2 separate regions of the Mus musculus genome follow, and region 2 is linked to region 1. Evidence: chromatin loops called from intact Hi-C (ENCODE). Cell type or tissue: left cerebral cortex. All regions are shown on one strand. Links, peaks and the distances in the headings refer to the core of each region. The heading gives the core; the rest is flanking DNA.

Region 1 (5,318 bases), core at 73-5,072:
TTTTGGGATCAGGAATACCTCATTTAGGATTTTTTTTTTCCTAGTTCTATCCATTTGCCTGCAAATTTTATGGTGGTGTTTTTGTAACAGCTGAGTAATACTCCAGTGTATAAATGTACCACAATTTTGTTTTGTTGTGTTTTGTTTTGTTTTGAATGTGATTTATGTTGAGGGACATCTAGGTTGTTTCCCGTTTCTACCTATTAGAAATAAAGCAGCAATATCCTTATGGTAGCATGAAACATCCTTTGTGCCTATAGCATAGCTGGATGGTGAGGCAGATCAGTTTCTAACATTCTGTGGAATGCCCATATTGATTTCCGTATGTTCAAGCTTGCATTGCTACCAGCACTGGAAACGTAGTGCCCTTCCCCACAACCTGGATAACGTGAGCTGTCATTTGTGTTATTCATCTTGGCGGTTCTGAGAGATGTAGGATGAAATGTCAGAGTTGCAATTAATTTGCTATTCCCTGATAGCTAAGGATATTGAACACTTATTTAAAATTTTCTCAGCCATTTGAGATTCCATTACTGATCATTCTCTGTTTAGATCCATGCCTCATTTTTAATTGGAATATTTGGTTTTTTTGTTTGTTTGTTATCTCTATTAGATGTGGAGTTGTTAAAAATCTTTCTCCATTCTGTAGACTGCCCCTTTGTCTTACTGATGGTGTCCTTTGTTTTACAGAAGATTTTCAGTTTCAGGAGGTCGCATTTATTAATTGTGGATCTTAACACCTGAGCTATCAGTCTTGAGTTAATAAAGTCGTCTCTTGTGCTAATGCATTCAAGGCTATCCCCACTTCCTCTTCTATCAAGTTCCGTGTGTCAGATTTTATGTTGAGGTATTTAATCCACTTGGACCTGAATTTTGTGCAGTGTAATGAATATAAATCTATTTTCCTTCTTCTACAGACACCCAGTTAGAGCAGCATTATTTGCTGAAAGTGATTTTTTCCCCAGTATGTAATTCTAGCTTTATTATAAAAATAAGGTGTCCATAAGTTTGTGTATTCATATCTAGTAATTTAATTATATTTCATTGATGAATGAGTCTGTTTTCATGACAACAATATGTAGCTTTATTAGTATAGCTGTGCAGTTCAACTTGAAATTAGCAACACAAAGACATACAGTGGTTCTTTTATTGTTCAAGATTTTTTTTTTTTATTTTTAGCCATCCTGGTTTTTTGGGATTGTTTGTTTGTTTGTTTGTTTTTGCTTGTTTCTTTGTTTCTGCTTTTCCATATGAAGTAGAGAATTGTCTTTTTCAGGTCTCTAAAGAATTGTCTTGGCATATACAGCAGAGGACTACTGGGTCTGGGTTTATTCAGAGAAGATGCACCTAACCCTCATGAAGACAGGAGGGTGGGGAGGAGGTATGGGATGTGCAACAGTCAGAGGGTGGACCAGGAGAGGAATAAAATCTGGAGTATAAAAATAAATAAATAAATAAATAAATCCCCAAAATATGAAAAAAAAACTGCAATGAGAAAAAAAAGAATTGTGTTGGAATTTTGACAGAGATTTCATTGAATTTGTAGATTGCTTTGGTAAGATGGCCAGTTTTACTATATTAATCTCACTGATCCATGCGCATAGGAGATCTTTCTATCTTCTGATGTCTTCTTTAAATTCCTCAAAGACTTTAAATTTTTATAGTACAGGTCTTTCATTTTCATGGCTAGAGTTACCCCAAGATATTTTATATTATTTGAGGCTATTGTGAAAGGTATTATTTTCCTGATTGTTCCTCAGTCTGTTTGGCATTTGTATATAGGAGAACTATTCTTCTTCTTCTTCTTCTTCTTCTTCTTCTTCTTCTTCTTCTTCTTCTTCTTCTTCTTCTTCTTCTTCTTCTTCTTTAATTAATCTCATATGCATCCACTTTGCTGGATACTTTGCTGGTGTTTATCAGCTGTAAGAGTTCTCTGGTGGGATTTTAGGATCACTTATGTATCCTATCATATAATCTGCAAATTATTTGGCACTACTTTGTGTTTCTCCTACTTAGTTGCTAAATAATTGCTAATAATCATGGTTTTTGTATATAACTAAGTTCTAGATAACTGGTCAGTTGAATAAAAAGTAAAAGAAAAACAGAAATACGGTACACAGAGTGAAATACAGCGCTGAAGACCCCGGCTGACTAACATGTCTTGTCAGTATCTTCTAAAGGCTATATATCACACTGAAGCTGCTTTGTGTGTATAAAATGAGCTTCACCCACTAGGGCCTTTCAAACTGGGTCCATAAGACATTGATCCCAATGTTCAGTGTGTACTCATACAGAAACATAACAAATGGTAAACACAAATTGAGTCCTGGTATTTGCCCTGAATGTACTGAACCAGACCCCTTCTGAAAACGAACTTTATTATGACAGCAGTGCTAAGTTCTTTTAGATACCTATCATTTTCTTAAATGTCAGCTTAAGCATAAGTAAACAGGAAAAAATTCTGTTTGTTTCAGCAAACAGAATATGGGAACATTTCAGTTATTACACAAATCATTACATTAAAGTTTACAAACTTGGAATTCTCTACAGTCACAGACTAGTCAGCATTCAAATCTTTAGAAGCATTTTGCTAAAACTCAAGCAGATACCATGAGGTACAGAGGTAGGAAAATAGCATTGTTGAAAATTTGTTACGATTTTCATCACCCTGCATTATGTTTATATTTTGAATTATTATCAAAAGTCAAAAAAGCCATTACATTTAAAATGCAAACTTTGAAAGACTTTGAAAGGGGAGTAAATATAAATAGCATTTTTAATTACATGAGAAAAATCTGAGTATAACAGTATAATATATGTACAAACGAGTCAGGAAATATGGGTTTGAGAAAAATAAGCAGAAAATCAAAATGAGGTAATGAGCAATTGGTACTTTCTATTTCTAGTGGAGCCACAGCGCCACCATCTGGTCTCATCTATATGACAGCAAAATTAAAATATGTGTAAATATTGATTGTATCATAGCTTCTGATAACAGATACAACATAAAAGAAATATTAAAACAAATTTACATAAAAACCATTGTCTTCCTCATGTTCACTAGTAAAATATTCTCTCCTAATATATACATATCCTTTCCTGAGAAACAAATTTTTCAGCCAAAATATTTGTTAAATGCATATTGTGAGAGATATACATTTAATAAAACCTACTGCCCACTAGGTGTACATTAAAACTCTTACTGCTTTCCATTATATTCCACAATATTATTTCAGTTCTAAGTATGAAATTATACAGAAATGTCATATAATACATATAGCCATAGTTTTAAAAGTCATTGAAGTTCGTTTCGGGTATGAGATATGGAATGAAGAATTCCCAAGATATAAAGGAATGTTGCCAATATAATTGTTCTTTTAAGACACTTTCTAATTTGAATAAATATTAGGTAAAACACCTAATATTCCCATGGAATAAATGTATGACCTGGAAATCAAAATTAGAATAAGATTGTGCCTCATGCAGTAAATTATGGGAGTAGCCACACAGAAGAAAAGCTAACTTTGTGAATATAAGTCTGTAGACCTCTGACATCATGAGGATACCCATTATCTTGAAGGAAATACCCTAGCTGTAAAATCTCGGTGGGGCTGACTGTTGAGAAGTGAGCTATTTCATAAGCATGCTTGTGGCAAAAGGGTTTCGCAGGAAACTTGCAGAACATGAGTTTTGGGGGTTGCATACATTTTACTCCATAAATTACTCATGAATATTTGGGGTGTTTATTCAATATTTTCTTCTGCTTTCTTAGTCACACAAGCTCCCCTAAAGCTGCTCATTGGCATGGCCCATTAGGGTATCCTTAGTATTCTGCTTTGGAATGAACACTAACTGTTTTCAACTGGTAGATATGATATCTTAATTGTTAGAGATTTATATAAAGTTCCTACTAGTTGTGATTTAGAGCATGGAGTACATATTGTCCAGGACATAGAAAGGGAGATCACTGACTATAAACATTGATTGAGTTCTGCCTTAAAAGTCTTTAGTTACTGTAAGAAATTATACTATAGAAAAATATATTACGTACAGAAAAATAATTGCATGAATATGTCTATAATTCAAAATGTCTCCCTGAACAGGTGGTATTTATTTAATTGTAATTTAAAGAGAATTTAAGTTATCTTTTAATTTAAGGAGTAATTTAAACAGATATCTATGTTTTAGCTTCTGCCAATCTGTTGATGACACAAGATCATTACACTAGCCGTTTCTCTGAAGAGCTCTTACCTTCAGCTTCCTGACAGCATCTCTCACAACTTCTGTTCCCTTTGGCTGCTCCACTTCGGTACTGCCAAGAAACTGAACATGAGCATCCATGAGACACAGACTTTAGTAAACCCATCACTGAACCCTCTGGAGCTGATAGTGTGTATGAGAAAGTTAGGCAAAAATTCAAACCCAAATCTTAATGAAGGAGAACAATTGTTGCTCAGTTTCTATATACTACATGAAAATGCATTGACTATTTGCAATTCTTATTTTTCAAAAGTTATTTTTCTTAACATGTCATACCTATGTTTTTTTTTTTATTTGAAGATTCTTACTGGAATGAAAAGTGAAATTATTTCATTGGGATAAATTATTTCAAAGAGATAAATTCAGTCTCAACAGTTAAGAGTGAGTAAATGCTAACTCTGTACTTGCTAATCATACTGGCTTCACGTTATCAAAACTCCTTTTTCTCAAGGCTAAAATACAATCGGACTGATGTGCACTAATGAAAGTTTAAAATCATAGAATATACAAATACATGCTTTGATTAGGTCCTAGTAATAGTTCTCAGTTTGCAGCAGAGCCAGAACATTTGTACATATCAGAGCTTCAGAGCTGATTAAAAGGTGCGTATTTAACATTTAAACCAAGAATGTACCATGTTAGATCATGTAAAGGATAAACGGTTCAAAAAGAAAAGAATTAACAACAACCAGTTTTTTTTTTTTAGATCAGAATTAATCCATATAGCAGACTCTTTTTCTCAAGCTCTCTGAATATTTCAAAGCCATTGGCAGATGCATCACTAACGTCCTATTAGCAAGGAGAGTGGGAAAAGAAGAATTTTTATATGCAAACAAAACTTGAGCTAGGAGGGCATGCCATGTCAATTCCAGACAGTATCAATAACTGATAATAATTTTATAGAGTAAGAGTCATACTTTGACAGAAATGACAGGAGTCATAAATATTATATGCAAATATACCCCTATGGGAAAAATGTGGACAAACTCCAGAAGATTCATAGTAAATCCATAAACATCAATACTCCAAGACTGTTTTAACACCACTTTTGATAGGCT
Region 2 (5,318 bases), core at 191-5,190, 880 kb before region 1:
GGCGAGGATGTGGGGAAAGAGGAACACTCCTCCATTGTTGGTGGGATTGCAAGCTTGTACAACCACTCTGGAAATCAGTCTGGTGGTTCCTCAGAAAATTGAACATAGTACTACAGGAGGATCCCGGAATACCTATCCTGGGCATATATCCAGAAGATGTTCCAACCAGTAAGAAGGACACACGCTCCACTATGTTCATAGCAGCCTTATTTATAATAGCCAGAAGCTGGAAAGAACCCAGATGCCCCTCAACAGAGGAATGGATACAGAAAATGTGGTACATTTACACAATGGAGTACTACTCAGCTATTAAAAAGAATGAATTTATGAAATTCCTAGGCAAATGGATGGACCTGGAGAGCATCATCCTGAGTGAGGTAACACAATCACAAAAGAACTCAAATAATATGTACTCATTGATAAGTGGATATTAGCCCAGAAACTTAGTATAGCAAGATATAAGATACAATTTGCAAAACACATGAAACTGAAGAAGAACGAAGACCAAAGTGTGGACACTCTGTCCCTTCTTAGAATTGGAAACAATCACCCATGGAAGGAGTTACAGAGACAAAGTTTGGAGCTGAGACAAAAGGATGGACTGCCATATTCAGGGATCTATCCCACAATTAGCCTCCAAACAATCACACCATTGCATACACTAGCAAGCATTGGCTGAAAGGACCCAGATATAGCTGTCTCTTGTGAGACTAGGCCGGGGCCTAGCAAACACATATGTGGATTCTCACAGTCAGCTATTGGATGGAGCACAGGGCCCCCAAAGGAGGAGCTAGAGAAAGTATCCAAGGAGCTAAAGAGATCTGCAACCCTGTAGGTGCAACAACATTATGAACTAACCAGTACCCCAGAGCTCTTGACTCTAGCTGCATATGTATCAAAAGATGGCCTAGTTGGCCATCTCTGGAAAGAGAGGCCCATTGGACATGCAAACTTTATATGCCCCAGTACAGGGGAATGCCAGGGCCAAAAAAAAAAATGGGAATGGGTGGATAGGGAAGTGGGGGGGAGGGTATGGGGGACTTTTGGCATAGCATTCTAAATGTAATTGAGGAAAATACGTAATAATAAAAAATATTTAAAAAAAGAAATGTCTTGTTATTGAAATATTATGCAAAAGAATGGGACTAATATTAGTTAAAAGATCCAGATTGGTATGACTTATCTTCTAGGTATTTAATAAGCATACATGGAGACTATTCTAATGTGGTGAGAGAGATTGAAAGAGAATATTTTTCCTCTTGTCCTTTAAGGTCAATAAGGTCCCCGGAGACTGGCTCATCTCTTAAAATGTTCTCTAACAGTGAGAAGCCAATGCAGAGGAGAGAGTTCTACACTTTTAAGAGAAGATACAGTGAGGCTATTCAAGGCTTTTGACCAATTCTCACTTTGATGGACAACTAGTAAAACGAGGGCTAGAGAAGTCTGTTGTTCCTCTCAAGGCCAAGTGACCCCTGAGGATCTATTCTTGACAGTACAAAAAAGAAAAATTAATCTTAGCCACTGTAGTCTTAAACACTCTTCAGGAACATCTAACTAATGACTAAGAGGATTGCACTTTAAATGTCGGATATGAGTCTACATGAGATGTTATTTATACAACTATATCTCACTAAGAATTTTTTTCTGAATAAAGTAGCCATTCAGGTGCAAATGAATAGAAAATGTTGCCTCCTACACAGAGATGTTTAGATCTTTTTTTCTACTATGAGAAGAGTATCTCATTTTTAATTTCTATGTATGTGTGCTTTGCCTGGATGTATGTCTTTGCACCACATGTGTGTAGTTCTCATCAAGGCAAGGAGAGGTCGTGAGATACAATGGAACTGGAGTTACAGATGGTTCTGAACTGCCATGAGGAGCTGGAAATAGATCCCCTGTCCACTGGTTGAGCGGCAAGTGCTCTTACTCTGAAAGCCAATTCTCCAGCCCCAGATATTTATCTCTTGACTGTTACTGAGTATTTTAATTATTTTACTATGAAAATTTTGTTCTGCAAAGGTCATTGCAGTGAGTTCTAAAGAAATAAAATGTGTAATATTTATATTTAAATCTCATGTCATTATCTCTACATTGAATTCTATTCAGTCTAATGGGGTAGCTGCAAATGATATTCAAATTTTGTGGATAAGGAAGAGCAGGCATAAAACTGAGCAAATAGTCTGAGACCATACAGCTACTCATGCTGGTGGGATTTGAAGTGGCTCATCTAAATCCAGAGTCTTAATCATATCTGTACTCTGAATCAATAGGAGTGCATAGAAGTTGCTTACCAATTCTTGTAAAATATTTTTTGAGTTATATGAACTTTTCAGAGTTATATGAAACCAATATTAGGTCATTTAAAAGCTCTAAGTTCTGGTCTTCTCACAAAGTTGAATGTCATTTTATCACTGATTTCTCTTTTGGGCAAAACGCAGAAGTACTGAGGAACTTCTTCAGATGGTCCCTTTTGCTCTTTCTCTAGGCAGTCATCACTGGTAAACAAATAGACTACACAGTACTCTTTAATTATTTCACAATTTTATTTATGAGCACACATCACTCTTTACCTTCAGATGTTTTCAAGATCAAATGGAAGACAGTCAAGTTCACTCTTTGTTATGTGCAGAGAAAGACAAAAGCTGGAATTATCTGGAATAATTTGGTCATGTACTTCTGGTCATCAGTATGTTACCACATGCTGCACTGAAAGCACGGAAGGGAAGCACTCAGCCTCTTTCTGTATGTTCATGACTCATGTATCCAGGTCAAGTCCCGCTGGGCACTTGTCACTTCATAAACAGCAGGGGGCAACCTTTCCTTTCTGATCTTTCTCTCCACAAAGATGTTCTTGGATTTTGTTGAAGTTCCCAGAGTTCTCTTGGGGCATGTGATACCCAAAGTTGGAAATTATTAAATAGTTTGGATTCATAAAGGGTGAAATATATCCCTATGTTCACAGTCCTCAAAGTATTTGAGAAATTCTTAGGTGAGTAAGTTTAAAATCCAAATAGCAAAACTGAAGTTAGTGAATTTGTTGTTAATTTACAAAGCTGAAGGAAAATATTTTTTGAAATAAAGTGACCCAACAATCCCCACAATTTCAAACAGTTTGCAGTGAGATGAGTAAAAGATGCCAATTTGACAACTATGAAGGTCTAACAGAATGCTTTCTGCATTTCTGCAGGTTCTATACATGTATGACTGAACTTCAATGTGGATTGCTTGTATGTGTGTATATATCTATCCCATAATCTCCAGCATCAGATGTTTTTCTTTTCTTGTCTTTCTAGAGGGTTTGCAACTTCAGTGTATGAAAGTACCAGGATTTGTATGGTCTTCTTTGTACCATGTGTCCTTGTCAAATGAAGTTCACACTTGTCTAACTGGAGAAGATTGCTTAGAGAGTATAAGACATGTTTTCCCACGAAACAAATATAGGTATCTTGGTATTATCCTAACTTAATATCTGATAGGTAAACATTCTTTTAAAAGTTTATCTTGTCTGTGTTCATTTTTAGACATAATAGCTAATAATTCTTACAAAGAAAATTGTAAGTCTAAAACTATTTTGTGTTTTAGAATAATTTTTTTCTTTGCAAGAAATAAAACATTTCTAATATTTTAAATTTTAAACAATCTCTGTGTTTTATTTTTGAACTTGGAAGAAAATACAAAGTTACTTATAAGAAACATTTATTCACTTAAAGTAAGTTTTTGCAGACTGCATTTTACTGTTGAATGAGTGCCATAAAGCCTTCTAAAATCGCTGAATCCTGGAACTCTATCTGTGCTGTGGAGTATCTTGTTTGTGCCAGTATCTCACTGCTCTCAAAGGTCCTTTCCTGGCTGCAGTTTAGTATGACTACCTCCTGTTTTTCTCTCCAAGTGCCTCCCATGGAAATTCTTGAAAAATAAAGCAACGTTTCAACCCACACTTTAATGAGTGGACTGGAATCTCTATTCCATTAGCTATCTCAGAAGTGACTCATAGAATTGTCTAGCCTGTGCTTTCCTAACATTTTCCATCCACTCTAAGTTATTTCTTCATCTTTACTACTTGAGTGCTTTACATATTTGCCAGCTGAAGAACTGGAAATAAATGAGATCTATAGTTTCAAATTTGAATGTGTTGTTTGGGCTTTTAAAATGAAGCCCTGGTGATCTAGTATCTGGCAGAAATACCTTCAGAAAATTGGGCAGTTAGAATACAAGTTACTCAGCTACAATTTGCTTACTGTGAAGGCAAGCCCATGCAGTCTACTGTTTTCTTTTGTATCCATTCCTTTATTTGTTACCATTTGTTTCTGTGGAAGCACCTTTAGACACCCAAAGTATCTAGGTACTTCATTCAAAACAAGTACTGCCCTATCAGATAGGGTAGTGTCAGAAATACAAGACAAATGGGACATTACGATTGAGGAGGCTTCAAGTGTGTTCCCTGAGACAACGAAAGGAGGTGGAGCATACACTAATGAGCTGATCACTCGTTTACTTCATGGAGATTCTCACGTTCACATGAGAAATATGTGTAAATGCTATAGAGGACTGAGAAATTATTAAAAAAAAAGAAACAACTGATAAAAGTCATCTCCTTGTTGACACACATCTAAAATCTCTGCTCCCTTCACTTTAGCATTCCACTTTACCCGTAACCCAGAAGCTATGTCTCAGACACGTTCTTGATCAGCAGCAGAGTGCTTTGTGGGGAGACATGGAATAAATGACTCAGGATCTTGGCAGTTCCGCTGTGGCAGTTGTTGCGGTATGTGACCTCCTGAAAATCAGTTATTTCAGCTCAAGTTCAAGTTTTCTCTCTAAAAAAATTATAGTGTTTTCTGACTTGTCTATCACATGATATTTTTTGTTTTGAGCATCAAATGAAAGAGTATGGGAGTAGAGGGAAGCCCTATAGATGGTTCCGTTTGTCTTAGCTTTCTATTGAGGGACAGACTCTGAAATTACAAGCTGGAAAGAGTTTTTAAGGACTTTGTTAGGTAAAGTAGAGCTAACTTCCCCCCTCCCCCCAGGCTTTGGGGAATAGGACATTTGCGCATCGTGCAGCCTATCTAAGCAGACAGATGCTTACAATGATGAACAACAATTGACAGAAAAATACATTCCTTCTTAAATAAGACCATAGGAAGTTTGTGTTATCCTAGCATAACTTACCTTGCTCTTTAGGCTTTTAAGAGCTGACTATTGTTTGTTGCCTTAGAAACAAAAGGCTGGGGAATTAAACAAAGAGAATTAAAGGTCTTTACTGGTCCTACAAGTGATAACTTACTATGCTTTGAAAAAAACTCTACATGTCAAAT

The links. Peaks named below come from ENCODE experiments on the same cell type or tissue, not always from the same donor. Only the 100,000 strongest peaks of a DNase experiment are listed, where the experiment ranks them.
Region 2: it touches region 1 in a loop (10-fold over the local background); 14 of 42 quality-filtered maps call a loop at or near these places.

Annotation. Positions count from the first base shown.
Region 1 is chr1:44,743,479-44,748,796 of GRCm38, reverse strand. It overlaps Gulp1 (GULP, engulfment adaptor PTB domain containing 1), which reads right to left. Exons shown (of 11, transcript NM_028450.3): 4 at 4,252-4,323. It overlaps 4930521E06Rik (RIKEN cDNA 4930521E06 gene), which reads left to right and starts at 3,848. Exons shown (of 3, transcript NR_040602.1): 1 at 3,848-3,865; 2 at 4,561-4,641. In left cerebral cortex, for the core only: a CTCF peak has its summit at 2,925 (motif pointing left); a DNase peak (open chromatin) is centred at 2,929.
Region 2 is chr1:45,625,535-45,630,852 of GRCm38, reverse strand. No RefSeq gene overlaps it. Among named protein-coding and RNA genes, the nearest start is that of Gm23216, 57 kb to the left of the region's middle. In left cerebral cortex, for the core only: a CTCF peak has its summit at 2,792 (motif pointing right); a DNase peak (open chromatin) is centred at 2,801.